2 separate regions of the Homo sapiens genome follow, and region 1 is linked to region 2. Evidence: chromatin loops called from intact Hi-C (ENCODE). Cell type or tissue: endothelial cell of umbilical vein. All regions are shown on one strand. Each heading gives the region's core, and the rest is flanking DNA. Links, peaks and the distances in the headings are about the cores only. Region 1 overlaps ITFG2-AS1 (ITFG2 antisense RNA 1). Region 2 overlaps CACNA1C (calcium voltage-gated channel subunit alpha1 C).

Evidence for each region. Hi-C counts contacts between places; a loop is a spot of excess contacts. Peaks named below come from ENCODE experiments on the same cell type or tissue, not always from the same donor. Only the 100,000 strongest peaks of a DNase experiment are listed, where the experiment ranks them.
Region 1: a loop joins it to region 2, with 8 times the contacts of the local background. A loop is called at or near these places in 1 of 110 quality-filtered maps.

What each region holds. Positions count from the first base shown.
Region 1 is chr12:2,781,177-2,786,546 of GRCh38, forward strand. All of the region lies in intron 2 of ITFG2-AS1 (ITFG2 antisense RNA 1), which reads right to left. It also overlaps the pseudogene RPL23AP14. Among named protein-coding and RNA genes, the nearest start is that of FKBP4, 11 kb to the right of the region's middle. RefSeq lists an enhancer at 2,251-2,752. In endothelial cell of umbilical vein, for the core only: a CTCF peak has its summit at 3,026 (motif pointing left); a DNase peak (open chromatin) is centred at 3,015; H3K27me3 peaks cover 1,788 bases.
Region 2 is chr12:2,638,324-2,643,693 of GRCh38, forward strand. All of the region lies in intron 30 of CACNA1C (calcium voltage-gated channel subunit alpha1 C), which reads left to right. Among named protein-coding and RNA genes, the nearest start is that of CACNA1C-AS2, 31 kb to the right of the region's middle. RefSeq lists an enhancer at 222-723. In endothelial cell of umbilical vein, for the core only: CTCF peaks have their summits at 2,193 and 3,018 (motif pointing right); DNase peaks (open chromatin) are centred at 2,528 and 3,028; H3K27ac peaks cover 1,903 bases.

The sequences.
Region 1 (5,370 bases), core at 282-5,281, 140 kb after region 2:
TAATTGTAAAATTAAAAGGACAAATATTTAAAGCATGCCAGGCACACCTGACCTTAGTGCCAGGAACTGGAGTGCTTGAAGTAGCTGCAGACAGATTAGCAGCTAGTAACCCATTAAAATGGATAAAATCTCATTCCAGTAAACCCACAACCTTCCAGCGTGGGCCTCATGGCCATCACAAATATGTCACAGTGCTGCAGAGATTTTGTTTATGGCCAGTTCTGGGGCCAGTTTATGGCCAGATTTTGGGGCCTGTTCCCAACACTTCATCATGTTGGTCAGGCTGGTCTCAAACTCCTAGCTTCACGACCCGCTCTCCTTGGCCTCCCAAGTGCTGACGTGAGCCACTGTGCCTGGCCTAAGAACATACATGAATGTCCAATAAGCACATTAAAAAGCGCTCAACATCTCTAGTCACTAGGAAAATGTAAATTGATCCACAATGAGATGTCACTTCACACCCACTAGAACGACTATAACCAATCAGCAGATAACAGCGAGTGTTGGAGAGGATGTGGAGAAATCAAAATCCTCATACACTGCCAGTGAAAATACAAAATGGTGCAGGCTGGGCGCAATGGCTCACACCTGTAATCCCAGCACTTTGGGAGACCGAGGTGGGTGGATCAAGAGTTCGAGACCAGCCTGGGTCAGGAGTTTGAGACCAGCCTGACCAACATGGTGAAACCCTGTCTCTACTAAAAATACAAAATTACTTTTTCACAAGATGGCACTGAAAGCAGAGAAGGAAGCTCCTGCCACTCCTAAAGCCAAAGCCAAGGCTTTGAAGGCCAAGAAGGCAGTGTTGAAAGGTGTCCACAGCCACAAAAAACAGAAGATCTACATGTCACCAACCTTCCAGTGGCCCAAGACACTGCGACTCCAGAGGCAACCCAAAGATCCTCGGAAGAGCACCCCCAGGAGAAATGAGCTTGACCACTATGCTGTCATTAAGTTTCTGCTGACCACTGAGCCGGCCATGAAGAAGATAGAAGACAACAACAACATGCTTGTGTTCATTAAGGACGTTAAAGCCAACAAGCACCAAATCAAACAGGCTGTGAAGAAGCTCTATAACATTGACGTGGCCCAATTCAACACCCTGATTCGGCCTGATGGAGAGAAGAAGGCGTATGTTCAGCCATCTCCTGATTATGATGCTTTGGATGTTGCCAACAAAATTGGGATCATCTAAACTGAGTCCAGCTGGCTAATTCTAAATATATGTATATCTTTTCACCATAAAAAAATACAAAATTAGCCGGGTGCAGTGGCACATGCCTGTAATCCCAGCCACTTGGGAGGCTGAGGCAGGAGAATCACTTGAATCCGGGAGGCAGAGGTTGCACTGAGCCGAGATTGCACCATTGCACTCCAGCCTGGGCAACAAGAGTGAAACTCCGCCTCTAAATAAATAAATAAACAAATAAAATGGTGCAGCCACTTTTTTGGAAGATAGTATGACAGTTTCTCAAAATGTTAAAAACAGAATTGCCTTAAACCCAGCAACTTCACTTCTAAGTATGTACCCAGGGAAGATGAAAATGTATGTCCACACAAAGGCTTGTATGTGAATGTTCATGGCAGCACCATTCACAAGAACCAAAAGGTCAAGACAACCCAAATGCCCATCAACGGGCAAAGGGATTAAAACATGGAACATACAATGGAATACTGTTCAGCAATCAAAAGGAAGTTCTGGTGCATGCTACTACATTGATCAACCTCAACAATGCAATGCTTCATGAAAGAAGCCAGATGCAAAAGAACTCACATTGCCTGATTCAGTTTATATGAAATATCCAGAACAGCCTAATATAGAGACAGAAAGTAGACAACTTGTTGCCTAGGGCTGGGGATGAGAATGAAAAGTAACTCTGATGGGCACAAGTTTCTTTCTGGGATGATAGAATGTTCCAGAAGTAGATTTTGGTGATGGTTGCACAATTCTGTAAATATACCAAATATACTAAAAATCATTGAACTGGACCAGTGTGGTGGTTCACATCATCAATCTCAGCACTTTGGGAGGCTGAGGCAGGAGGGTCACTTGAGCCTAGTAGTTTGAGACCAGCCTTGGCAACATAGGGAGACCCCATCTTTCCAAATAATTGAGAAATTTGTTGGGCATGGTGACACACGCCTGTAGTCCCAGCTATTCCGTAGGCTGAGGCAGGAGGATGGCCTGAGCCCAGGAGGTCTCAGGTCTTAGCATGGCCAAGGAGGACAGCCCTCCGTGATCCTCCCCCTTTCTGAGATCCTCCTCCTGCCCCCAGTGCTCTGTGTTCAAACCTGAGCGCACCCTGTAGCATCACACTCAGCCCCGACTCCCCTGCCTGGGGTGCCCTGCCTGGCCTAGGAACCGGAAAAACCTACCCGCTTCCAAGACTCAGCTCAAGCACCTCTTCCTGCTGGCTGTGTGGGGTATAGTTTGTTTGATTGATTGTTTTCAGACAGAGTCTAGCTCTGTCACTCAGGCTGGAGTGCAGTGGCGCGATCTCAGCTCACTGCAACCTCTGCCTCCAGGATTCAAGTGATTCTCGTGCCTCAGCCTCCCGAGCAGCCTGTAGGCACCAGCCACCACATCCAGCTAATCTTTGTATTTTTAGTAGCTACGGGGTTTCACCATGTTGGCCAAACTGATCTCGAACTCCTTACCTCAAGTGATCCGCCGGCCTCGGCCTCCCAAAGTGCTGGGATTACAGGCGTGAGCCACTGCGACTGGCCTCTGCTGAGTGTTTTCTGATACCCCTCCTGGGAACCCCACACTCCCCTGAAGAGCCTTCTGCCCCAGCGCCTCGCCCCGCTGGTCCTGTATGTTTCCATGGCTGCCTCGCCCTCTTAGACCACAGCCTCCTGCAAAGTAGGGCCCCGTATCTCAGTTGGCTTTGCGCTCCCAGTGCCTGGCACAGAGCCTGGCTCCCATGAGCACTCAACGACCCTTGAAAATTGACCGGAATCCCGGACAGCGCCGAGGTAGCGCGGGGAACGGGAGCGTGATCTGCTGCCCTCTCCTGGCAATGTGAAGCATTGTCCTAAGCACAGACACTTCCCTCTCCGCTGTACAAAAACAACTGCAGGATCGGGAAGCTGGAAAAGGAGCTGATGGAGGATGGGGGATATGGATGCTGTCTAAGAGACAAACTGGATTGAGGGGTTGCTGAGACTCTGCCATCTCCCACACTTTTCCCACGTTCGTGGACGCAGGGGCGAGGTGAGTGCTTTCAAAGGAGGATGCATCCTCAGAGAGGCTCTCGCTCCCCCCATCAAACCCTATACTCTTGGATGAGATCTCGCTTGTCAATATATGCGGTTGCCATGTTGTAACTATCACTGCACCTTTAATTCACTTCAGTGAGCGATCACTGAGTTTTTTCCACCATTGTTGTAAAATTTGTTTTGCTCTTGTGTGTAAAAAGACTGTGAATTTAACCACTGGCTTCTCCTGATATTAACTCGGCTTTCTACGGCTGGGAGGTTGTCTCTGACATTCTGGGTTTCTCAGCCTTCTGTCAAAATCCAAATACAGTCAGTCCGCAGTATACGTGGGGGACTGGCTCCAGGACCCTCCCTTGAAGATACTAACATCACAGGTGCTCAAGCCCCTGATACAGAATGGCACAGCGTTTGCAGACAACCTATGCACACCCTGCAAGCTCTTTCTTTCTTTTTGAAGGAATATAAAACTATTTATTGACCACTGTTCACCAGTATTTACAATAAATTAAACAATATATAGTCGAATAACATTCTGCTTGCTACAGAGTTGTTTTTCCTGGCTTTTGCTGAACCAGTAAAGAAAATAGTCTACATGTAAGGAATGAGTCGGGGTGTGGTAGCACTCCTCACACGGGGACACCAGCTGCAGGGGGTCTGTCCTTTGCAGACCTCTGACCCAGTGACAGATGAATGAAGTACACTGACACTCAGATATTCTGCTTTGCCAGTCCAGCTGAGTGTCTCCGAGCCGCTTACAGACTCCAGCAGAGTCCTGTAAACAGTTGCGACTCAGCCCTGACCAGCTAGTGAGACTCACATTTATTGGTAAAGATTTATTGACAAAAGACTTGAGTCAATACCACTAGAGGGTAATTGACATTGTGGACTTCCCAAGTAGAAAGCACTTAAGCACCCACCGTACATCAAAGGTTAATCTTAAGACCATATGAGTAAACAAGCTAGCTAGATAACTTCCCCACATTCTTTTGTTACTACTTTAATCTATTTAACTAAAGGTAAAGGGACCAGGCTGCCTTTAGCCAGATCTATTACCAAAATTATGCAAACTTCTCGGCCTTCCAAGAAGATTTCTGTCTATCTCTATAACAATCCCTAATATTTTTCCCACCAGCCTGACTGAATCTCTACATTGGGGTAAAGAAGAAACATACAGGTCAATAGTTGAGATTACCAAAGGTTGTTCACACATTTATGGCAGCAGGTCCTAGACTGCCAATACCTCTAACCATCTCACTAGGTTTCTATGAGCCAAGTCTTACATATTCCATGAATCATGACTTTAAGTCAATATAGCAACAGAGATTTCAAAATGTTTTTAAGGAATGGCCCACTGGAGAAACTGTCACATGTTCACTTAACTCAGTTTTGTTTAGCTAATTAAAACACACCGGGATGTGTCTTGTTTCCTCATCTGGATGGGGAAACCTCCAGTGATGGCAGTGATAAAATTTTTCCATTTAGGAATTTTGCAAACAAACCACTTCATTTATAGACATAGATGCTTTAAAATTAGCCGATTTAAATTGTCCTATTAAGTAGAATTACTTATTTCCCTTGAAATGTATGGCTTCAGGAAGCTTTTCACTTTAACTTGAAGTGATCATCTCGTAGCTTGCTTAGAATAATGGCATCTCAAAAACATGGGTTTGCCTGTGGCTTTTGTTTCGGTGAATTTTTTTTAAGAAAACATTTACATGTGCATTTTATGTATACACACACAAAATAAATAAATAAATAAATAAAAATCTAGATGGTCCTTAGGCTTATAAGAAAACAAGTTTGGCCAGGTGCAGGGGCTCATGCCTGTAATCCCAACACTTTGGGAGGCCGAGGCGGGCGGATCACCTGAGGTGAGGAGTTCAAGACCAGCCTGACCAACATGGGGAAACCTCATCTCTACTAAAAATACAAAAATTAGCTGGGCATGGTGGCACATGCCTGTAACCCCAGCTACTTGGGAGGCTGAGGCAGGAGAATTGCTTGAACCCAGGAGGCAGAGGTTGCAATGAGCCGAGATCACGCCATTGCACTTCAGCCTGGGCAACAAAAGCGAAACTCTGTCTCAAAAAAAAAAAAAAAAACACAAGTTCTGATGGAGTAATGGAGTAATGACTGAAAATTTCCCCCAAC
Region 2 (5,370 bases), core at 49-5,048:
AATTGAGGATTCTCCATGTGGAGATCGGGAGAAGAGGTAGCAGGGCAGGAGGAGCCAACCTGGCTGGTGCGGACTGAGCTGGGAAAGGAGAGGTGAGGGTAGCAGAGGGGTAACTAACAGGTTCCACTTTTGGGCTTTTACTCTGAGCAAGAAGGGGACATACTGGTGGCTTTGAGCAGAGGTGTCACGTGACCCGACTGGTTTTTAAAGAGACCACTCTGGCTGGCTGTAGGAGTCAAGGGTGGAATCTGGAAGATCATTTAGAAGGCAAATGCAGTCATCCAGGTGGAAGATGCATAGCGTGGAGCAAAGTTGTGGCAGTAGAAGCGGTGGAAAATGGCCAGCCCGTCACTCTGTTTTGCAAGCAAAATTAACAGTGTTTCCTGACAGACTGCATGGGGGCAGGAGGAGAATTGCCCAGGAGGACTGGGAGGTTTGGCCTAAATCAGAGGAGGATGGAGCAGGTAGGCAAGGAGGCGGGCTGGAGGCGGGGCCTGTGTGAGTTAGGAAATGCCAGAGCACAGTTTTGACGTATCTGTTAGCCCTTGGAGGGGAGATGTCAGGTGGACACACAGGTCAGAGGCCTGGGGATGGAGTCATTCACAACAAGATGGTACCCAAAGCCCCGGCACTAGAGAAGAAGAAGCGACAAGAGGCAGAGGAGCGGAGAGGCCTGGGCCAGGGCCTCTGGCGCGAGGAGATCGGGACCCGCAAACTTCTGTTCATCTGGGAGATGCCGCTGAACAACTGCCAGGTGTCACAAGAGGACCGTCTTCAGGCCCCCTCGTGCGGTCATGCTGAATTCAGCCTCAGTATCTGAGCCATGGGCCCCGGCCCTTCTCCTGCCAATGCATCACCTGGGTCTAAATCCGAGCTTTTCTTCCTCTGTGAGCCGGGGAGGTAAGAGTGCGATGTCCTGCTGCTCTAGGGAAGCCTCTTGCTCTTCCTCAGTGCTTGGGTCTGAAATCATATTTTCCTGTGATTGTTCGTGAAAGTTACTACAGCACCAGAAACTGCTCCCTAAACATCCCAAACTGGAATTAATTTGACTGCTTGGGCCAACAGCCTTTCCCGACACACTTCTTTTTCATTTTGTATTTTAAAATATACTGAACAATAGAAAGTGCTGGGCAGCCTGAATTCCTGCATTATGGACATAGAGAAACATTCCCAAGTTGTCAATGAAGAAGCCTTGATTATGCTTCCAGCTCTGGTGACTTAGAGCAATGAACTCCATTCTCTGGGCCTCAATTTCCTTGAATGCAAAAGTGAGGAGTGAGAGGTTTAGGATGGTCTCTTGCAACTCTAGCCTGCAGTGATTCTGACTTGGGCATTTTCTGACAGCTGGAGGTGGATGCTTCATTGCCCCCATTGCCTTGCTGGGTTCTGAGGTGGTGTTTCCTGTCATCAGGCGCCCATGGTGTCATGGGGATGCTTCCTCCAGGGAATCATCTGCATAGAGATAATCCCTGAAGCCACAGTGCTGAAGGGCAGCAAGGGAGGACAGGCTCCCTTGGCTTTGGTGGAGCTCACCTGGAGATTCTCCAGAGAAAAGGAGCAGGAGAAAGACCTTCGGGGAGCAGAGCAGGCACAGGGAGGGGAAAGAACACTGGCCCTGGAGCTTCTGGGCACAGCTCTCAGGAGGAATTGCTGGAGGCTTTGCACGATGCACAGGAGTGTCCAGAGCAGGGAAATAAAGCTAAGCGAAGGTGGCACTGGCTGTGAACATGAGAAGAGGACCGACATGAGGATGACCTGATGAGCACGGATCAGGCATCATGCTGAGGACACCATACACATGATCGGATGAAACCCGTGTGCTTACTCTCCACATGAGGAAATCAAGGCTCAGACAGGACGAACATCTGCCCAAGGCCACACGGTGAATGGGAGGCAAATCTTGGATTCAAACTCATTTCTGTCCAAGAATTGGCTCTTGCATTTCACAGTGCCCGCTGGCTAAATCCCTGGGCCAGGCTGGCCTGGGCATCACTGAAGGGCAGGGCCCAGTGGCTCCTGCACTCCTCATTCAGTGCCTCCTGGCAACGGGACTTGGGGCGGAGCTGCCTGACTTGACTTCTCTGTGTCGGTTGATGCTGCGGATGCTGGATCCACAAAGCCTGGGATCCCCCTGGGATGCTCAGACAGAATGCAGGCTACACACCCGGATCCGTGTCTCTGGTTACAGGGAACAGAAGGCAAACGCCAGGAGGCGCAGAGCAGCACCACTCCCTTTGCCCAGTTGGCATCTGCATCTGCAGCTGAAGAAAGAGACTGGGAGGAGGGGGGCCAGAAGGAGCAAGCAGCGACAAGGCAGGGCAGAGAGTGTCCAGGGATCAGCATGTCGGGATACTGGTCCCAAGTCTTCCCCACCTTCAGGCCCTGAAAGCCTTTCTACCTTAGTATCTTTCCACCATAGGCCCCCAGGCACAACTTCCTATAACTGTCACTCACTACTCTCCACAACAATCACAAGCAAGCCGGGCTCCTCTCTGGCTCTGGGTCCTGGAAGGATGGAGGAAAAGCAGTCAGTCCTGAGTCATAGAGAGAGCTACTTGCTGCACGTCCACCCCCTCAGGGGTGAGTCAGCTCAGCCTGCACGACTCCAGCCCTCTCTCTCGGCCTGCAACCCACAGTGCTTGCGTTGGACAGTGGGCCTGGCTGTCTCTGTCTGCCTTTGTGGCTGTAACCACGCCTCCTGCCCCCTGCCATGGCAGAGAAGGGGCCAGAATGGGCACAAGAAAGGCAAGGCTGAGTGCCCCCCACTGCCCATAGCTGTGATGAGGAAGGAGGGTAGAGAGATGTGGTCAGAAAGCAGATTTGTCCAAGGACATTAGGGTGTACACACCTTAGAGACCACCTAGCCCAAACCCTTATTTGTTTATTCCTCAAAGGTACCTTGAGCACCCGCTGTGTGATGTTGCTTGAGGATATACAAATTTTCTAGATGAGGACACAAAAGGCCAGAGGCAGGAAACAGCTTGCTCATTTTCACAGGTTTTTCACAGCAAGCTGACCGGAACTCCCGGTCAGTAGGGGGCTCCAGTGGGTGCTGTTGCCAACCATTGTCTAGATGACATTGGTGGGTGTGGCCTGAGCTGGTTCTAGGACACATAGATTAAATCAAGTTCCGTGGTCTCAGGACAGCTGGGTGGGGCAGAGGTTATCCTTGACATCTCCCTCCAGCCCCCCTTCTCATTGCTGGAGCCTCCTGTTGCCCTCGGAGTCCCTTCCAGCTTCTTCCCACTTTCGGCAACAGCCCCCACCCCCAACAAACCTAATGCTACCAAGATGCCTTGTTTCAAAATGAAGTGATTCCAGCACAGTCATTCATGCTGGGTGGTAGCAACTCAGTGAGCTGCCCTTCTAATAGATCATTGTACCTTGAAGAGAAGGCGATGCTCAACCTGCAGGTGGAATGTTTATTGTATCTCAGGTGAGCCTTTAGCAACGTGACCCCTGAGTGGGGAGATTACTTTTGTGAGGTCCCTCCCCATCCCCCCACAAAGGCTGTTTTCTACTCTGCTTAAGAGTATGGCTGGCCCTTGAGAGAGTTAGCAGAGCCACCCTCATTCCTAGAAGTGGGATGAAGCATCTGACCATCAGCAGTCCCCTGGGAGGAGGCCGAATGCCCCGGATCTCAAGGTCTAGGGCGAGGCTTGTTGTGTGAACTGGTGTGATGTGGGGTTGAGGGGGTGCAGACAGAGAGACGGGCCTGAGAAGTGGCCTGGTGCAGCAAGTCTTCTCAAAAGCTTTTGCCTTGAGAAGTACCCTGCAGGTTTGACCCGAAAGGTCATGGGAACCTGTTTTTTTATAGGCATCCAATTTGGGTTGTTAATTCAGCTGTGTGAGATTGCCGAGGTCCTGATGCGGCTCTGACCCATCCAGGCTCCCCTTGCCCTCTGCCTTCTGCCCCAAACTGTGTCACTTTTTGTTTCCCTCAAATGCTCTTTCCTTTCCTGTTCTCATCTTATCAACCCACATACGGCCCTCTGTTCCCTTCCCCTCCGTGTAAGGGTGGGAGGAAGTTGCCTAGCACACCTTTTGTTGTGGCCAGACAACTGATTGTACCTGGCCAGTGTCTGACACTTCAGTTCCTACAGGCTCAGCAACCTGCTGCTGGGGTTCTTTCCAGAAAGCTCGTAAAGCAAAGGCACCTAGAAGATGCCATGAGCTGGTAGTGAGGAGACACAGGAAGGCTCAAAGATACGTAGGGTGCCTCGAGAAGCATGGCCACTTCTGTTGATGCCCACTTACTCTCATATTTGGTGCTCCCACCCAGGGAATCATCTGTTTGTTTCCTTTTTGAGTCTCTGCCCCGCCCTGCCTCACCCACTCTGTTTCTCTGCCTTTCTTCTCTATCTTGTGACCTCTCCCTCTGGCATAAGGAATTCTTTGATGTAGTTAGTACTACTGGCACCTTGATTTCATTCGTTTATTCTTCATGGGCTTTTTGTTGGTGGAGGTTGGTTGGTTTGTTTGAATGACTAGACGCTGGGCTGTCCTTCCCAGGGGAAGATGAAACTCCCAGGCAATTCTGTGATCAGTCTTGTTTAGTGTGTGTTTCTGGCAGGTAATAACACCTTGGGAGCCATCAGGCTGCACATGATAACAGTGAGACCCTGAGGCTTCAGCCACTTCCAGCCAGCAAACTGGTCACTGCAGCCAGTAGCACAGGGCATAGCTCTCAGCCATCCACAGCTTCACACACAAAGCAGGAAGAGCAAAAGAGGGCCAGGAGCTGCAGCCCCACGCTGGGAGCCCGGCTGCCAGTCCCCTTGGGGCCAAAGACCCCTCGAGGGGAGTTCTGAAGGGGCATTTCAACTCAGTGTCTGTAACTCCAAACACACAAGAAAGGCAAGAAGGGCCCTCTCCTTCTAGCTGGAATTCCACTTTGGAGAAACACAAAAGCCCGTGGGTTTCCGACCTGGGGGTGGTGGCCCGGGACAGAGTCCTTTCCATGGTCCCTGTCCATCTTTAGCTTTATCCTGGTGCGTTCCCTGCCCTTTGTTTGTCTTCTTCTGCTCAGTTCTTCTCCTCCATCACTTCTGTCTCTCCACTCACACCAAACCAAAATGGGAATTCTGCTTAGAATTGCTTTCAACTACGCATACCTCATTCATTTGCTCTTCTGTCTGAAAGCCATGGCCTCTACCCTCAGCTTCTGTCTATCCCAGCTAACGTTTGTTTAACCTTCGCCTCTCTTAGCAAGTACCTGTTCATTCAGCTTTAGAAGGCTTGCAGCTTAAAACATGTTTGCCTTTGGCCTCCTTAAAATGTCTTGCCCCGCTGCCATACCCAGTGGCTCCAAGATTCAGCACCTCCCGACTCCTCCTGAGATGTGCATTTCTCCTGGTGGGAAGGGGAGAT